2 separate regions of the Homo sapiens genome follow, and region 1 is linked to region 2. The links are chromatin loops, found by intact Hi-C in ENCODE. Cell type or tissue: mammary epithelial cell. All regions are shown on one strand. Links, peaks and the distances in the headings refer to the core of each region. The heading gives the core; the rest is flanking DNA. Region 1 overlaps PRKCA (protein kinase C alpha). Region 2 overlaps PRKCA (protein kinase C alpha).

Region 1 (9,253 bases), core at 503-8,502, 72 kb before region 2:
CTGAAGTTCAGTCCTGCTCTCACTGAGTCTACTGTTTTACCATCCTCCCATTTTCTGCTTCTGACATTTGACACCAGAAAGCCAGCAAACCAGGCTTGTTCCAGAACTTTGGGGTGTAGCCTTTTCTATGGTGTAGGGTACATGGACTTCATGATGCCTCTTGGGATTGCTAAGTGTCTAACAATGTTCAATTCTGTCTTCACCACAGCACTATGTTGCTTCGTATTTCTGCATTATAAAATCTGCCTGATAAATAATCCGCTTGTTCCTCTCATATGCTGACAGATTTCTGCATGGTCAATGGAGCTTAGAGTATATAAAATACAAGTCTGGGAGAGTTTCCTTATAGTTCAAATATATAAATTTAATGTTCAAAAGAATGTAATTGTTTCAAGCAACATACTAGTAGACAAGCTGGAACTCACTGATTTCATTTCATTAGTCTCAAATAACAAAGGGTACTTCATAGCATCAAAAGCCAGACCTCACAATAACTTATGTTTTAGTATCTTACAGTATCTCATTATATAAATAATAAAATGACTAGGGTTTTGGTGAGAAGGAAGAGAGAAGAGCCACATGGTATTCAAAGAATGCCAGGAAACCACAAATACTGCATTCTTTTGAACATTAAATATACTTGAACTATAATGGAAACTCTCCCAGACTTACATTTTATATAAATACACTAAGCTCCATTCACTGTGAAGAAAACTGTCGTCATACGGAAGAAAATAAGTTGATTATTTATCAGGCAAAATTTATAACACAAAGTGCTAAATCAGGCACATTGCATTAAACATTATACTGACTATAAACAAGGATAGAAATTACGGAAGTGCATAGCTTTGGAAATTGAGTGAAAATAACAGCATAATTCAACTTTAATTGGATGCCTATAGATGAAACAATAATTGACTCTTAACTGTAACTCCAAGATATTTTATGACTATAACATTTTCTAAGTAATCTACTTGAAAAATACCTCATTGACTCATCAAATCCTATCTTTAAAATGTTACCCTCGTTCCAAGAAAATCACATGCATACACTAGAATGAAATGACTTGTCAAATATAATTTGAATCCAGTAAAACAAAAAAAGCATTAATCTGTACTTTCTCATTAATAGCAAGATAATTTTCCAAGTGAAACACACACAATACAATACACATTTGTTGAGACTCCCCAATGGCTCCCACTTGTCTTTCCAACCTTCATATCCTTCCACAGGCCTTTGCAGAGGAATCCCTTCCGACTATCAGTCTCTGAAGAATTCTCACACTTCCTGACACCACACCTCTACTCAGGGTGCTCTGCCCTCCCTACTTGGGACTATTGTGTCTCCTCACCCAAGTCTTATTGGAACATCTTTCCAGGTCCTTCATAACTGCTCTATTTCCCAAGAAGCCTTCTTGGGGCAGAAATAATCCCTCCTTGCTCTCACCCCCATGGTACTCAGCACCTGGTACTCTCATGTGCGACTTCTATGCTCTGGGTTTTCTCACAGCACACATGGCTTACTAACTGCCTATCTCCCAACCACACACAGGAAGCTCTTAAGGCCAAGTAGCACCACTGTATGTCCACAGAAACTAGCACAAAGACTGTGCACATACAAATTAATTGCAAACCACATCGTGAAAATCCTAAGCATAAAGAAAGAAAAAGGTCATATTTTAATCACCATCTAATACAGAACAGTTTCTTAAGGCCTCTCTGTAATAATTTTAAAGTTAAGGGGAAAATGCTTGGCTCAGTCCACTCCGTATAAACTCCTTAAACATTAACTAGTAATTTTAAAAGCATGAAATGACTTTCTCCCCTGGGGCTTTATATAGAACCATAATAACCGCAACACGAGCTTCAGGACTCTGCAATTGCCTGATACTAAAGTCCCACTGTGAGATTCCACGTGGTGGCTTGTTATCAGCCTTACATAGAACAAATGTGGTCAGCCAAAAATTTACTGTGGGGCTCAAAAACATTTTAGGGGCTCATACAAGCTTAGGGCCTTGACATTTAAGTGATAACTGAGAGGCATGCACTGATAGAAAATCCTCAGAGACTCAGAAGAGTTTTAAACAATGCAGTTGTACATTTTTATAGGGCACATGTTCTGAAACCTCAAAAATAGATATGTAAATGTCATCTGAAGCTGTGTCATTTTTACTTAATTTTTGGCATAACCTGTCGCCTCAAAAAGTCTTTGTGGCTTGTGTATGGCAGGCAAACGGTGTCAGATGCACTTCCAAAGTGCCATGAGGCGTGGACTGGACGTCAGCTCTGCTTTGCACGTGCAATTCCTGCCTGCAGAACTGCAGCTAGCATCTGCTGCCTCTGGCATCTGCTGCCTCTGGATGAGCCTCTATTTGGAAAGTGGGAATTATTTTTTCTTCCACATCCAAGACCAGCAGAGTAGCTTTCAATCCCAGTCAACTGCTCTTTGCCGCAGAAATCAATATAAGCAACAGAGGAAAAAAACAATAAAGGGGCTAAGCCTCCAAAATCTTGCATTTTCCCTTGGCTCGGGCAAAGGTCCCCTCATTTCTTTCAAGAACACCAGAGGCAAGAGTTTGAGGTGGGGGCCGCAGGAGCACGTACCACAAGACCTTCTTACTGAGCCACAATCTGCAGCTAACTCTTGGTCAATCTGTGCAGTGGAGAAGCGGCACACAACATATCAAAATCTAGTTAAAAAATAAAACAAAACCCCTCATGGTCACATCTTTGTTCAAACTATCTTACTAGAGCTCGTGCTTCCAAAGAATCAGATAGACTCATTTGAGAGTCTACTCTAAATCTTGCCCTCCCCTGTAGCTGGAATGGTCCCTAAACAGCTCTGAGATGGCCAGAGAATACCAGTGGAAACAGCTAGTAACAGCCACTTCCTACCTCTGTAGGGTTCTACCAAATACTTGCACATACCTTGTCTTATTTGGTCATTTTCCACAGTGTGGGATACCATAGGTGTGACCATTTTCTCAGCTGAGAAAAGGGAGGCTCAGGGAGTGCACAGAGAAATATACAACGGAATAGGTCCAGGAAGTGCCAGATCTCGAGGTCAAACCATGATACTAATAATTACCCTCGACTGCCTCTGTTGTAAGCCACCATATTCAATCTTTTGATAGACAGAGAAATGGGAGACTCAAACAAGTGACAGAGACAGAACCGGGGGTTTCACACAAGGTCTCACAGAGCCTACAGCCTGAATTCCGTCTCAGCCTAGGAACCCTCTGCAAAATCCAGATGTTTTGCCTTCAGGCCCAGCTGGCCTTCGACCACAGAGCACTCACAAAGTGCAGCAGGGCCCCGCTGGGAGGCCCCACTCCACTCCGAGTGCTGCTTCTAACTGCAGCCCCCGCACGGCAGCCCGCCACCCAACTGACTGCTCTGGGCTATTTATGAGATGGTCCCTGCTCTCGGGAGACGTCCCTCTTTGGATTATTCATCCTCTCCTCACCCCCAAAGCAGCAAAACCAGCACACGCCGTCCCCCCAGCGTCAAGCCCCACTCCAGGGTTTGCAGGCAGCTGCCTCCCTCTCCGCCCCCTCTTTTAGAGACAGTCAGGGCTCCAGACTCTCCGCTGGGCTCTGTGCTGAATGTTACCCTTTGTCTCAGAACCCTGGGCTGGCTCTGACGGCTGGAAAGCCTGAACAACAATGATGAATCAGAGTATTTATTTTTGAGGTTTTCTCCAAGCTGCCTCTTCATCAGCTCTGAAATAGCAGCATTCAAGCTGCCACAGACACTTCCCGAAGTTTGCTGGCCTAGGGTTCCCAATGGGGAAAACATCACCTCCCTGGCAACAAACACAACAGCCTCCTAACACCCCTTCTGCAGGAGAGGCACCAACTGCATCTCTCCAAAAGACGGGTGGCCTACATGTTTAAATTGATTTTCGAAATTATTTTCAAATCCCTCGGGTTGCGTGAGCAAGGGTGGATTTCTATTTCTAAGTGTGGTGACCTTTTCTAAAACTGTTTTATGCTTTTCACTCTTCTGTGATTGGTGCCACCTAGGACTGCACACTGCATTCATTTGGTGTGTCTGAGTGAGCTGTTTAATCCAGAACAAGGAAACTCATCCCTTCAAATCTGAATTAAAGAAGCATCTCTCTGGGTACGATGAGGTTTTCTGATGTAAAACTCTCATCTAAAAGTTAGCCATTCTTATTAAGATTGAAACCTTAGGCCGGGCGCGGTGCTTACGCCTGTAATCCCAGAACTTTGGGAGGCCAAGGCGGGCAGATCACAAATCAGGTGATCGAGACTATCCTGGCTAACACAGTGAAACCCCATCTCTACTAAAAATAAAAAAAAATTAGCTGGATGTGGTGGCGGGCGCCTGTAGTCCCAGCTACTCAGGAGGCTGAGGCAGGAGAATGGCGTGAACCTGAGAGGCGGAGCTTGCAGTGAGCCGAGATCACGCCACTGCAATCCAGCCTGGAGGACAGAGCAAGACTCCATCTCAAAAAAAAAAAAAAGATTTCAAAGCTTAAATTAAATGAATTTAATGAAATAACTAGCCTTGCAAAAGGGAAACGTAAGAATAACTCACAAATTAGAAAAGTATTGTTTCTTGCTGTGCTGCTTGATGGCTTGTCACAGCAGAACAATATCCTCCACCCAAAGCGTTTATTTACACACATACACTCAGCCTGACGTTTAAGAGTGCAAAGGAGTTTTTAAAAAAGGCAGCTGGGGAAAAAACAAGAGTGAAAATCTGAGGACACCACACAGAAATACAATGATGTCTACACATGAAACTCAGTCTCCAATAAAAAATGTTTTAGTACATTTGCCTGTGAACAGATGAGCTTTGGTAAGTGTTGAGATCAGAAGGGAGTGGACTGTTCTTTTCATCACAGTTCCGAAGATAAAAGGAGAAGTACAGACTGCTGATAAAAGTCTGGCAGCATAACTGTTAATATGCCTATGCCTTCGATGAGGGCCTCAGATACCGGGGCTCAGGAGACAGCATGTGGTCAGCAGAAATGGCGATGCTGTTCTCCCTGGGATGGCCCTCCTGGGTCCTCTGGGCACATTACACTGTCAGGTAGTTTGCTAACTGGAATGCTTTCTGGCTAAGAGCAGAATTCTGTTTTGCTACGGTACTCATTCCAACCTATGAAGGTTATCCTCAAATCCCAAATGCCACTAATGCCCATCACTGGAACTGGACAGTACTGCCCACAAGGGATGAGAATAAAAACAGCTGCCATTTACTAACTGCTGGAGATCCCACCAGATGCTTCAGGTCTACTCATTACTTAATTCTCACACAGCCACCCCACTCAACCAAATAAGCTTGAGGTTTTCTCCAAGCTGCCTCTTTATCAACTCTTAAATAGCAGCATTCAAGCTGCCACAGACACTTCTCGAAGTTTGCTGGCCTAGGGTTCCCAATGGGGAAAACATCACCTCCCTGGTGACAAACGCAACAGCCTCCTAACACCCCTTCTGCAGGAGAGGCACCAAGTGCATCTCTCCAACGCAGATGAGTGAGGATGAATAAGCCAAAGAGGGATGTCTCCCGAGAGCAGAGACTGTCTCATAAATAGCCCAGAGCAGTCAGTTGGGTGGCAGGTTGCTAGTCTCCCATTTTGCAGAAGAGGAAACTAAGGTTCAGAGTGGTTAAGTAACTCTGAAAGAGGCACAGCTTTAAGTGACAGAGTTGGAGTTTCAAAGCCACATTCTTTACCCTGTGACACATCTCCAGAAGGGATCAGCTCTGGGCCCTCACTACTTCCAAAATAAAGTCTTCAGTAACATCAAGAAAAAGAAAAGGAGTCAGGCGTGGTGGTGGCTCACGCCTGTAATTCTAGCAGTTTGGGAGGCAGAGGCGGGCAGATTGCCTGAGCTCAGGAGACCAGCTTAGGCAACATGGTAAAACCCTGTCTCTACTAAAAATACAAAAAATTAGCTGGGCATGGTGGCGTGAACCTGTAATCCCAGCCACTCGGGAAGCTGAGGCACGAGAACCCCTTAAACCCAGGAGGTGGAGATTGCAGTGAGCCGAGATCATGCCAATGCACTCCAGCCTGGGTGACAGAGCAAGACTCCATCTCCCAAATAAACAAACCAGTAAAAGAAAAGGCACCATGCAAAGGCTCCTGGATACAAAGCAATCTCTTACTCAAAAGAAATATAAAACGTCTAGGAGCTTCAGAAATGGGGAAGTGGAAAATACTTCTATTTTGTTCAGGGAAACGTTGGTATTTTTCTACTGCAAAGATGAGATGGGAAGATGACAAGTCTTAAACATATGCTAAAGAAAGTTCCATCAGATTTGTGTCTCATGACTTTTCTTATGACATGCTCTGAAGACCACACGGCATTCGGATGACAGAGAAAGCTGTCTATACAAAATCTTCCCAAGAATGTTAATATTTAAATGTTGCCCCACATATGGAACCTGAAGAATCCCAACTACAGTTTCAATCAAATCACAAAGAACACTTGGCGTTTAACAATGCAGTTGTGATTCTTAACACTACCTCCTAATATCCTTAGATCCTTAGAGCAACAGACTCATAAGGTTAGAGTTCATTTCAAAATTTTGTACTTTCTCAATCATACTTACCTGCAAGCTTCCACTTGACATCTGTGGCCCCAAATAATTCTCACCATAAATTATGGTAATAATTTACTTTGGTGGACCTGGCTTTGGTGAATTACAGACCTCAAAAAGAACAAAAGGACTGAAATACCGTGGTTTTCCTCCCCACCTCTGATTTTGGGTAGGCAAGAGTCCTCAATTCCTGGACGCATGCTAAATTACTACAAATAAAAACAGCTTCAGGAGCACAGTCGGGGCTTCCCTGAGAGTAAAATTCACAAGGAAGAACTAGAGCCCAGAGAGTGAATTACTGAAATAGAGGTTCTAATAACTGGGGTGATCTACACAAAGAATGCCCAGCTGTATGCACTGGATATGGTGGAGAGGATTTTACAGGTCAGCTCTGTAAGACCAAGCCCCCATCGTTCACCTCTATCTATCAAGCACTCATCTCAGGGACTGGACCCACATGGTGCTCAATCTGATGAGTACAGGAGGATAGAAGAAAGGACAGGTGGCTAAGTCTGTCCCAGGAATCCACAGGAATCTGTCACAGGATCCACTGCAGAAAACTGCAATTCCCACGGGAGAAGAGCAGTTGGAGCCTGTCTCGTTAGCTCTCCTTACTAAAAACAATGGTAATAAAAGTGATAACCACCATCATTGATAGCTTCTACTGCTGCCATTGGTGATGATGACATCAACAGCAGCATCCCCCCTTCTGCAGCTCAGAGGGGTTAAGCAAGAAGCCCAAGGTTACATGGCCAGTAAGGGAAGAAGCCAAGATTCAACCCTGGTCTTCCGGCTCCGAAGTTAACTACATTTATGCTATTCTAATATTTCAGATATTTTAATCTGCATTATCCTTCTTTTCCCAGACTGCATAATCTATGCTGTAACCTCACTAAAGCCTTTCCATGTGGGTTTTATTTTTCTAATCTTGTGTGTTTTCTGTGGCTTTTCTCTGAATGATTGATCAGTGGAGGATCTATCCCCAAGTCAGACATCTGCATTCAGATGGTCTGAACCGGACAGAGTAAAGTTCAGGGAAGTTCTGGAAAGTTCTGAACTTACACCAGGAAAGTTCTAGTCACACAGACAAATAACTCATATTTCTTACACAGCATTTTCCTATCAGGGCTTCTCAATGTCATTTGGGACTGTGATCAGAAATATGCTGAGAGGACTGCAAGAAATGTCAGAATTGGAGAGGCAGAGCATGTGCCAAAAAATAAAAATAAAAATAGAGCAATTAGTCCAAAACCAGGTAAGAAACAGAAATTATGAGTACATTAATATCAGAGGACAGAAGCCAATAGCTATCCAAAGTCAGGCAAATAATTAATAATCAGGAGAATAAGGAGGGGAAAGAAAGGAAATGCTGTCCATTCAGTATGTTCCAGGCATGATGCTGTTTTGATGTAAGTTTTCACTTTTATTTCAAAGGTAGGTATTTTAGTGAAAAGGAAACTGGAGGTCTGGCTTAGATGATACAACCCCACAGCTGTGGGGGCCCCTCATTAGAAGGAGGGGAATGGACTAGAAGAGTTTGTGGTCTCACAGTGCACTGATATCCTATAATTGTTTAAATCTTGTTGTGAGAACAGAGATAGTGACCAGGTAGTGAGGAGATCCCACTAGGATTCAGAAGGGAAGGACAGATCCAACAGGGAACTGACACCAGCTGCCAAGAAAAGGTCTCAGGCTCTGGTCGTCTGCAGAACCCCTCGAGAGCTGTGTTTTGTGCCCTTACTCTGGTGAGGGCCAACCCCAAGGAAGCTGGGCCAGCACAGAGCTGATGGGGACACCCACCCCATCAGTTAGAGGCCTGTTTGGCAGCAGGGGTGGGGGAATTTGGGTCCAAGATGGAGCAGGTTAAAGAAGCTGCACTGCACATTTGTGTTTTATTAACTATCCCACAAGACATCAATACATATCTTTTCTGCCATATGTTGGCTTGAGGTAAGAGCCCCTAACCTGATGGACACACAGATCAACAGATGGCCTATTTATACTCAAAAAGATCTTAAGGAAGCTTCATCCTTGGTGAGTTTTCCCATCTGGCAAAATATGAGATGTGCAAGAGGCAGTGTAGATGGGCAGTGAAGGGTGGTTAAAAGTGGGAATTCACAAATCACAACGCAGGTTCAAGTCCTGCCTACTGCTGAGTATGCCTTGGAGGAGTTACTCAACCTCTCTAAGCTGTTTCTTTAGCTACAAAGCAAAATGGTAACAGCGCAGTCTCAGAGAGTTTGGGGATAATTTGAGGAATAATTCACATGAAGTGCTGAGAACAGCACCTTATAGGTAACACACACAGGGTAAATGCTAACTACTATTATTACTTACGGTGGTGGCGGTGTAAGTAAATAATTGTAACAAAGCATTCTTTATACTCTAATCCCATTGAAATGGAAATATATTCCAATCAGAAATCTCCGGATTAATAAAAGCAGCATATGACACTAGACAGCCTAAGTCTACCCCAGGCAATTCCCCTTCATGTCACTGTCAGTAAAGAATCATACAGGAGAGAGTCAAATTACCATGAGTCCTTAAGAAGGTTCACTTGTCCATTTCCCTCATGTTACAAGTTTATTACTCAAATACATTGGGCCCCAACATTCAGAAAGATCAACTTGTGATTTCTTTTTCTTTTCTTTTTTGAGACAGAGTCTTGCTCTGTCACC
Region 2 (9,253 bases), core at 555-8,554:
ATTCAATTTTCCAAATTAGTCAGACTCACCTGTTTGAAAATGTGTTTTACATTTGCTCTCCCCTAAAATCATGGAGGGCTGCAAAATGCAGTTCTGCTCAGTGATGACTACTTTTCCTTGTGGACTATACTGTCTATAACACACTGTTGCAACTCAATTCCACTCAGGATACCTTCAGTGGTTACCTATTCTGTGCCAGACACTGGCCTCTATGAGATGAATAACCTGAGGGACTTCACAAGCTAATTAGCAGACAGACACAACGCACATCCAACAATGATAAATGCTCTCTTAGAAGTACAAGTTGTCAGTTGCAGTTAAAATCTATGGCATTGCCAGAGAACACAGTTCAAAGTATATTTGATATGCAAGAGTATCCAATCTTTCTTTGTGATGTATCACTTACTGAATGCCACCAACATAAAATAAACTTTGCTCTGATGAATGCTACTTATAGAACAAAATTGAGGAAATGCAATATTAGGTCATCAAATGCTAAATTAATCTGAAGTTTCAGGAATGAGAGAATATGTCCTAAATGAAGCTAAAGCTCTTGTATGTATTCTCATGCAACTTGCAGAGCACTTTGTAGAAGTACAATTAAAAAAAAAACTAAACTAAAAAAAAAAAAAAGTTCCCAAATACAGGCCAAAAATAAGGAAAGGCTAAGAAAAGGGCATATTTCTTTTCTCACTTGAGATATAACCTAGAGGGCTTTCTAATTATACACACTCTTAGTTGGAGATGCTAGTTGTCGTCTAATCAGCCTACAAGGGCGGAAGCCGATTTGAAGATCACTTTTCAAGTTTTAATTCACTCTGTTTCCTCTTTGACTCAAGTGGTTAAACATTTGTTTCAGAGTTGCATCTCATTGCCTCTGCTCGTCCCCCTAATAATTAAATCCTAGAATGTCAAGTCCTTCAAGACCCTTTCAAAAGGGCAATTCTTGGTATTGAAACGAAGGGCTGACTGTGCCCTTTAAGTCTGAACTGCATTGACACGTGGGGAATTACCATATCTGCACAGATCAGGTCCCTAAAGCCAGGCCGGGCCAGGTAGCTCTAAGTGCCCTTCAGTCTCTGCCCTGTAAAAAATGCAAACTGGGGCCGGGCGCGGTGACTCAAGCCTGTAATCCCAGCACTTTGGGAGGCCGAGGCGGGTGGATCACCTGAGGTCAGGAGTTCGAGACCAGCCTGGCCAACATGGTGAAACCCCGTTTCTACTAAAAATACAAAAATAGACGGGCATGGTGGCGGGGGGTGCCTGTAATCCCAGCTACGTGAGAGGCTGAGGCAGGAGAATCGCTTGAACCAGGTTGGCGGGGGTGGGGGTTGGGGAGGGGGGGTGGCAGAGGTTACAGTGAACCGAGATTGTGCCACTTGACTCCAGCCTGGGCCAAAGAGCAAAACTCTGTCTTTTAAAAAAAAAAAAAAAAAAAAAAGCAAACTGGTTCAGGTCCATTAAGCATCAGCTCTGAAATATGTCAGGGGAATCTCCTTCATGTGACCCTGAGGTTTCATTTCTGTGGCCTCTTCCTGGGACATGCAGCCAAGTCATGTTGTTATTTTCCCACTAAAAAAAAAAGTAGTGAATGTACACAGCATGCCACAACGGACACATATTGGGGGTAATTACCCCTTGGAAGGGTTAACTTTCTAAATCATCTCTGACCTTCCTAATAAAACGCTAACCCAACTGTTTCCTTCGCAGTGCTCTAAGTTTGTGGATACTCACTGGATCCTAGAGGTTTATGTTTCCTCTAAGACTCTGGCCATTGGCCCTGGGTACTTCTGATTTACTTCCAAAGTTTCTCTCCTAAAAAAAACATAAATACCCCCACTTAGGGGCTGGGAGACTTAACCCAATTGATTGTGTTCGCACTTCAGAAAAAAACAACTCAAAGCTTAAGTATTTGCAGACAGCTTTTTGTCCTACTTGCAAATGTTTCCTCAATAATACAAGTGACAGAATTAGGCAATGTGCTAGGGAGGAAGATAATTTAATGTAAAATGTCCTTTACAAGGTATCACATGCTAGTAAATCCCAATCTACAAAATTAATTATAAACCCACAAAAATTACATAGAATAGTAATGAATTGCTCAGATACCTAGAAAGATGGACTTTCTTTTTTAAATTAAGACCATTTTCACCAAAGTGCTATATTGTGGTTGTCACGTGATTGACGGGTGTTTGTTTTCAATATTATTTATTTCTATCTTATTTCCCCCAATGAGCATATGTCACTAAAAGTTTTGTTTTGTTTTGTTTTTAAGAAACACAGCACCCCTCATATTTACTCCTACACTAAACAAATAATCACTCAGGCTACAGAGCAGCAAAAAAGAATGGCAGGAATGTGTTCCAAGCAAGCCTTTGCAAAATGATAGCAGGGCACCTTTCTCTTTAGCAGATTTGTGGATCACAACTAAATGACAGCTCTGGCTGGGGGTAGAGGAGGGTGCCCCAGTGTTCTCGAGATGGTGAACGACTGGAATGTGGACAGAAAGAGGAAGGAAACTGTGGCCATGGAGCCTCGTTTGCATTTCGAGGGAATAAGGCATCTGTAGGGGAAGGGGAACTAAGTGGAGCCCGGCAGAGACTTTAAATGCCATTCTCAGAGTCCATGGCCTTCTTGGCTCTGACTAGAAAGTCTACAGTTGAAAGTGGTGGCCCAGAAGGGAACTGGGCTGAGCTACTTCCCTTCAACATTTCTGCTGGGAAGACAGCATTCAAAGCAGAACCTTCAGGGGAAATAGAGAGGATTGCAAAATAGAGAGGAATGATGGGTAATTTCTGGAGGTGAGAGGAAGTGGTGAATGGGAATCTGGGTTTCTCCTGCATGCCAGCCACAACTTCTGTTTCTCTTCAGTTTCATTCATGTTAGCTCTCGCCCCTCCCACTTTCCCACCCTCCACCCTCCTTCAGAAGTCCTTTACCTGTGCGCTCTTGCCCTAATGCTGCCATAGTTAGCTGGTTTCAGACCACACCTTCCATTTAGAGACCTCAGACAACCCTGGGCATTTACTCCAGGTCAGCTTCCTATTGAAAAGCATACAAATATGTTGGGAACAAGAGGCAAAAACAGAAGGGTGCCCATGTTTCTCAGCCAGATAGGATCTGTCAGTTATAATAGGGTTGGACCTTAGGAAAAACATGAATTATGACTTGCCAGGAAAAAAAATGCATGTGCAGGAACAAGTCAGTCAGCTGACTACAAACTGCTGCACCAAGATAGCAAATGTGTGCCTCCCACAGCCAGCGACCCAGTCAGCCCACACAAATGAGGACAGAGTCCTCAGTGACAGAGACACCCTGTGATGTTGCTGCAAGAGTGTGCATCTTGATTCAGACAAGTTCATTTCAAAAAATATTTTTCACCTGTATATCTTTTTAAATAGGTAAATACACAGCACAGACCCAGATAAAGGAAAAAGTCATTCTGTAGTTTTCATTTCTTTAAGCCAAAATGTCGAATGGAAAATATGTGCTTTTTGACAAATGTAGCTTTATCATTTCAGAGACATCGTATCTTCACTTTGTATTTTAGTTGCATAGAAGAAATAAAGAAGCATCAAAATGATACCCCACTGCTCCTGGAAACAGCTAATGAGGAGTTCCTAAACTAAGAGTCATTTCTGTCAAACACGAGGAAAGTGGAACTATCAGCAAGGAAAGATAACTTGTTAGTCATATAAATGCTCCTGGGAGCCATGAAAAGTTTTCTGTTGTTTTTTTTTTTAATTTTTTGTTTTTGTTTTTTAAGTACAACCAAGGCCAGACGCAGTGGCTCATACCTGTAATCCTAGCACTTTGGAAGGCCAAGGCGTGGGGATCGCTTGAGCCCAGAAGTTCAAGACAAGCCTGAGCAACATAGTGAGACCCCATCTCCACAAAAAATTAAAAAATTAGCTAGGCATACTAGCATGCACCTGTGGTCCCAGCTACTCAGGAGGTTGAAGCAGGAGGATCGCTTGAGCCCAGGAGTTTGAGGCTGTGGTGAGCCAAGATGGTGCCACTGCACTCCAGCCTGGGTGACACAGTGAGACTGTCAAAAACAAACAAAAATGTACAAACAAAATTTCATTCTAATTTTTAAAAGCACTAGAGCAGGTACTATTGGTGATAGGGCTGTTTTTCTGCAAAAAAAAATGTGTTTGCCCAGCTAAACAAGCATTTTGTTCACAATGAAAACTAAGCTATTATTTAGTCAAAAGCCATCATTTACAGATGAGGAAACTGAGGCAGTTTACCTTAAATCAGCCAGTTATAGCACATTATGTATAGTAACTGCTGAGGTTAGCTACACGACATCTGGCTACATAGCATGAAATGAGAGTACAGCTGACATCACTCCGTTCATACACTTTGGAATTCCTGAGATTTAACCACTCATGGTATTGGAATGTACCATGCCATGGCCTAAATGAGAGCCTGTAAGCCACGATACAAACCAAAAGATCTTTGCACACCACCTCCTGCGCATGAGGCAACATGCACAGTCATCCCTCTCTAAGATGCTCAGAGGAAGAGGAAAATAATGTGTTGAACAACAGCCATCTCTGTCGTGTGTGTTTGCAGGGCAACGAAGCCATCAGCAAACATCTTTTCATAGTAGGTTCAGTTTGAATATGAGCATCATTTTGCTTTCATTTTCAAATTTTCTTGCTACAAGGAAAAGTGAATCATTCCATAGTTTCAAATGCCAGTCACAAATTTAAACTGAGGGCATGAGTAATTTAAGTCTTTTTTTTTTTTAAATGAAGGAAGAGGTCACAAGTCAAACATCCACGTGGACTTCCCTTCTTTGACCCCAGCGTGAAGGAATTCGCAGGTTAAAGGCTTTTACTGCTAATCTTAGCACCACTGTTATTCCCACTTCTCTTTAGAAATAAAGTCAATTTTATTAAAAGCTGAAGTTTCAAGTTTTTGTGCATTACACCAAAAATTTAATAAAGAAAAGAACGATGTTTAGATTTTATGTGGAATACTTATCAATTCTTAACAGCACAGACTCCATCTTTGATTATTTTTAAATGTTCAGTGTGGCCAAATTATGTTAAATGGTATTTTGCCAAGAAGTTTCTTCCATTTTGAGGTAAGGAGAAGAAAACGTGGAGGAAGAGAAAGTCACTTGTTGCTCAGTGGGAACCACTTTGCAGAATAATTCTGACCCCCATCTCAGCTCCACAAGCAAGTTCCCAGAAAGGGCTTCCCAAGGCCCGTGGCTTGTGAGCAGTGCAGGTGGCCTCAAACGCAGGGCTCCCTGGGTCTGGCTTCAAACTCTTCCAGCTGGGACACCTGGGACCAAGCTCTACTTCCCCCAGCTCAGTTCCCATTAGATGCTTCCTCCACCCACACACAAATTCTTTCCACACGTGCAGTTCATGTTCCAAAATTTCATTCACCGACTACAGAAAAAAGGTACAGGCGTCTAGAGTGAGGAGATCCAGACCCATCCTCGTGCTTCGACATATTTCAGTGACTTCTTAAAATTCTCAGTATTGGGCTCTGCACACAGCAGCTATGTAACAAAACAGCTGCTGGTGCACTTGGATGTAAAATGCTTCTCTGTTTCTTCTCAATATAATGGAACTAAGAATGATTTCCTATGTCAGAGAACTATATAGCCCTACAGAAGAACAGCTTTTGACTTATTGCTGAGATTACATTAGGCTATACAAACTGAGTTATCCATGTGAAGAAACTCCTTTAAAAAAAAAAGTCAAATCTTACACAATAAGAAAGAAAGTACATGCAAATAAACAACTCCAAAAAGCATTTAAAATGTTACTGGCCTCAATAAATTTCCTTGCTTGGGTGGAAAGAGGTTGTGGAATGGGGATGGTTGTCTCTTCGAATTAAAGCTACCTTTGTTCATAATACCAACTTTTCTCTCTATGCAGATCTACTGTTAGAATTAAAACATATCAGGCCAGGCACAGTGGCTCCCCTCTGTAATCTCAACACTTTTGAGGGGCCAAGGTGGGAGGACTGCTCAAGCTCAGGAGTGTGAGACCAGCTTGGACAACACAGCAAGACTTCATCTCTACTTAAAAAAAAAAAAAAATTAACTAGCCAGGCATGGTGGCACATGCCTTTAGTCCCAGCTACTCAGGAGACTGAGGTGGGAGGATCTCTTGAGCCCAGGAGTTTGAGGCTGCTGTGAACCATGATCACACCACTGCACTCCAGTCTGGGCAAGAGAGTAAGACCTATCTCAAAAATTAAAAAAAATTAAAAAATAATTATAACATATCAGTTGACAAATTCCTTCCAGATATACCATTATGATAAGTCAAATTTAAGAATTACCCGATGCTATCAGTTTCTTAGGGAAGTCTTGAAACAAAATTCCCTTTCCCACAAAACAAATCTCGTTTACAAAACAGCTCATAGGACTAAAGTTCTGGATAGACATAAAAGATAAATTAAAGGATTAGTCCTTCCTATTCTGCAAATGTTAAGTTGTGGTTATTAAGGCTATGGGGGTTGGCCTAGTCAAAGAGTTTCCTAGTCATTCATTTATTTACTTAAGTTATTGCTTATGTCACTGGTAAAGAAACAAACTATGTTTCTACCAAGAAACAAAAACCACCAATCCCTTTGTATTTAATTAAAAAAACCAAAACACAAAATTGTAAAACTCTACAAAATAACAAAGGAGAAAGATCTAGATGACCTTGGGTTTGGCAATAACGTTTTAGATACAATACCAAAGGCCAAAGGAGCAATCCATGAAAAAATAATTGGTAAGCTGGATTTCATTATAATTAAAAACTTCTGCTCTGCAAAAGACACTGTCAAAAGAATCAGAAGATATTATAGGCTGGGAGAAAATATTGCAAAAAATAAATCTGATAAAGAAGTATTATACAAAATATACAAATAACTCTTAAAATTCAGCAATAGGAAAACAAACAGCCCAATTAAAAATGGGCACAAGACCAGATATCTCACCAAAGAAGATGTACAGATGGCAAATATGCATGTGAAAAGATGCTCAATATAATATGTCATTAGGGATCTGCAAATTAAAGCAATGAGATACCACTACACACCTATTAGAATGGCCAAAATCCAAAACACTGACAACACCAAACGCTGACAAGGATGTGGACCAATGAGATCTCTCATTCATTGCTGGAGGGCAAGCAAAATGGTACAGCCACTTTGGAAGACAGTTTGGCAGTTTCTTAAAAAACTAAACATATTCTTTCCATTTTACCCCACAATTGCAGTGGGTCATATATTTACCCAAATGAGTTTAAAATGTATGAAAACCTGCACACGGATGTTTATGGCAGCCTTCTTCATAATTGCCCCAAACTTGAAAGCAACCCAGACGCCCTTCAGTAGGTGAATGGATAAACTGCGGTGCATCCAGATGATAGAATCTTATTTAGCACTAAACAGAAATGAGCCATCCAGCCACGAAAAGACATAGAAAAAACATAAATGCATATTGCTAAGTGTAAGAAGCCAATCTGAAAAGGTTACATGCTGCAGGATTCCAAATACATGACATCCTGAAAAAGGCAAAACCATGGAGACAATAGAAGGATCAATGGATGCTAAGGGTTGGAAGAAAAAGGGATCTTCTATTGGTGGAGCATAGAAGATCTTTAGGGCAGTGAAAATATACCTTGCATGATACTAGAATAGTAGCTGTATATGATGATACATTTGTCACAACTCACAGAAGATACACCAAGAATGAACTCTTCCATAAACTGTGGACTTTGGGTGATAATAATGTCAATGCAGCTTAATCAACTGCAATGAATGGACCACTCTGGTGAGGGATGATGACAGTGGGGATGCTGTGCAGGCACAGAGAAATGAGGTACATGGGAAATCTCTGTATCTTCTGCTCAGTTTTGCTGGGAACCTAAAACTGCTCTAAAAAATAAATTAAAAAAACAAAACAAACAAACTAGCTGGGCACAGTGGCTCATGCCTGCAATCCCAGCACTTTGGGAGGCCAAGGCAGGCAGATCATGAGGTCAGGAGATCGAGACCAACCTGGCTAACATGGTGAAACCCCATCTCTACTAAAAATACAAAAAATTAGCTGGGCATGGTGGCACATGCCTGTAATCTCAGCTACTTGGGAGGCTGAGGCAGGAGAATCGCTTGAGCTTGGGAGGCGGAGGTTGCAGTGAGCCGAGATCATGCCACTGCACTCCAGCTTGGGCGACAGAGCAAAACTTCGTCTCAAAAAAATAAAAAAATTTAAAAAAAAAAAAACACAGAATCAAGGCTAAGAATTTCACCATACAAAATCAAATTCCTGGGTAGCTGCAAGTTTGCTCAGTTAACTCGTGTAGTTCAAGTGACTTAACTCACATAGTTCAAGTGACTCAGCTAGTCACTAGATCTTTTCTTACGGTTTCAGAGAAAAGTCAGCAAAAACTGCACATTATACAGGGCGACAGGCATGGCAGCAGTTTCTGGTGCACATGTTGCCTGTCTCCCGGTGACAGAAGATAACAGAGGACTAAGAGCGCACATATACCTCAAGAGCCCTAAGGCTGCCACAGGAGAGTAAACAACTCCACCCAGCACTGCTCCAGGCCGGGTAAGCCAACCTCTCTGGAGTCTGCAGGCTTACAATTGATTCTGGGGAAATAATTTATTATGATTGCCAGTCAGTGACTCATAAATGTGTGTGTGTGTGTGTGTGTGTGTGTGTGTGTGTGTGTGTTTGCATGTGTGCACGTGCATGTGTGTGCATGTCTTTGTAATTCTTCTTCCACATCCTTCAATTATTTTCTAAGCACCAACAGTAAACTTCTGGGCTACTTTTAATAAGAGATTCTTATTCTCTGCAGGAGGACATTTCATTCCTCTTAGCTATGACATATTCAACATTTTTATAGAAAGCAAAAACCATAGGTGGGAGGTAGGGGTGTTCGTGTTTTTGTAAATTGCCTCTAAAGAAGCTGCCACCATTGGTGGGGAAGACCTATATCATGGCTTACAAAAAAGTATCCTAAAATGGACATAAGCACTATTCATGTGCTTCAGTAGATTAAAAAAGATGGTTGGTGTCTTTTATCTATTTTGAGAAAGAAACAAATTTATACAATGAAAACGTTCACAGAAACTAGATGTAAGGTTGTAAAAATAAATAAGTACCTTGCTTTCTTATACAATAAGACATTCAAGTATTAGAAAAATGGAACTGCTACATGGGAAGTAATTATTATGTTAAGGCAAACTTTAGCTATTAGATGCCTTTTTTCTTCTCT

The links. Peaks named below come from ENCODE experiments on the same cell type or tissue, not always from the same donor. Only the 100,000 strongest peaks of a DNase experiment are listed, where the experiment ranks them.
Region 1: it touches region 2 in a loop (2.5-fold over the local background); 9 of 110 quality-filtered maps call a loop at or near these places.

What each region holds. Positions count from the first base shown.
Region 1 is chr17:66,534,643-66,543,895 of GRCh38, reverse strand. All of the region lies in intron 3 of PRKCA (protein kinase C alpha), which reads right to left. Among named protein-coding and RNA genes, the nearest start is that of PRKCA-AS1, 120 kb to the right of the region's middle. RefSeq lists a silencer at 1,416-1,465. In mammary epithelial cell, for the core only: no CTCF peak of the experiment used is centred there; DNase peaks (open chromatin) are centred at 1,515, 1,815 and 3,615; H3K4me3 peaks cover 243 bases; H3K27ac peaks cover 2,793 bases.
Region 2 is chr17:66,462,379-66,471,631 of GRCh38, reverse strand. The region is part of intron 2 of PRKCA (protein kinase C alpha); the gene reads right to left. Among named protein-coding and RNA genes, the nearest start is that of PRKCA-AS1, 50 kb to the right of the region's middle. RefSeq lists silencers at 4,327-4,621, 8,287-8,581. In mammary epithelial cell, for the core only: no CTCF peak of the experiment used is centred there; DNase peaks (open chromatin) are centred at 2,881 and 4,441; H3K27ac peaks cover 3,278 bases.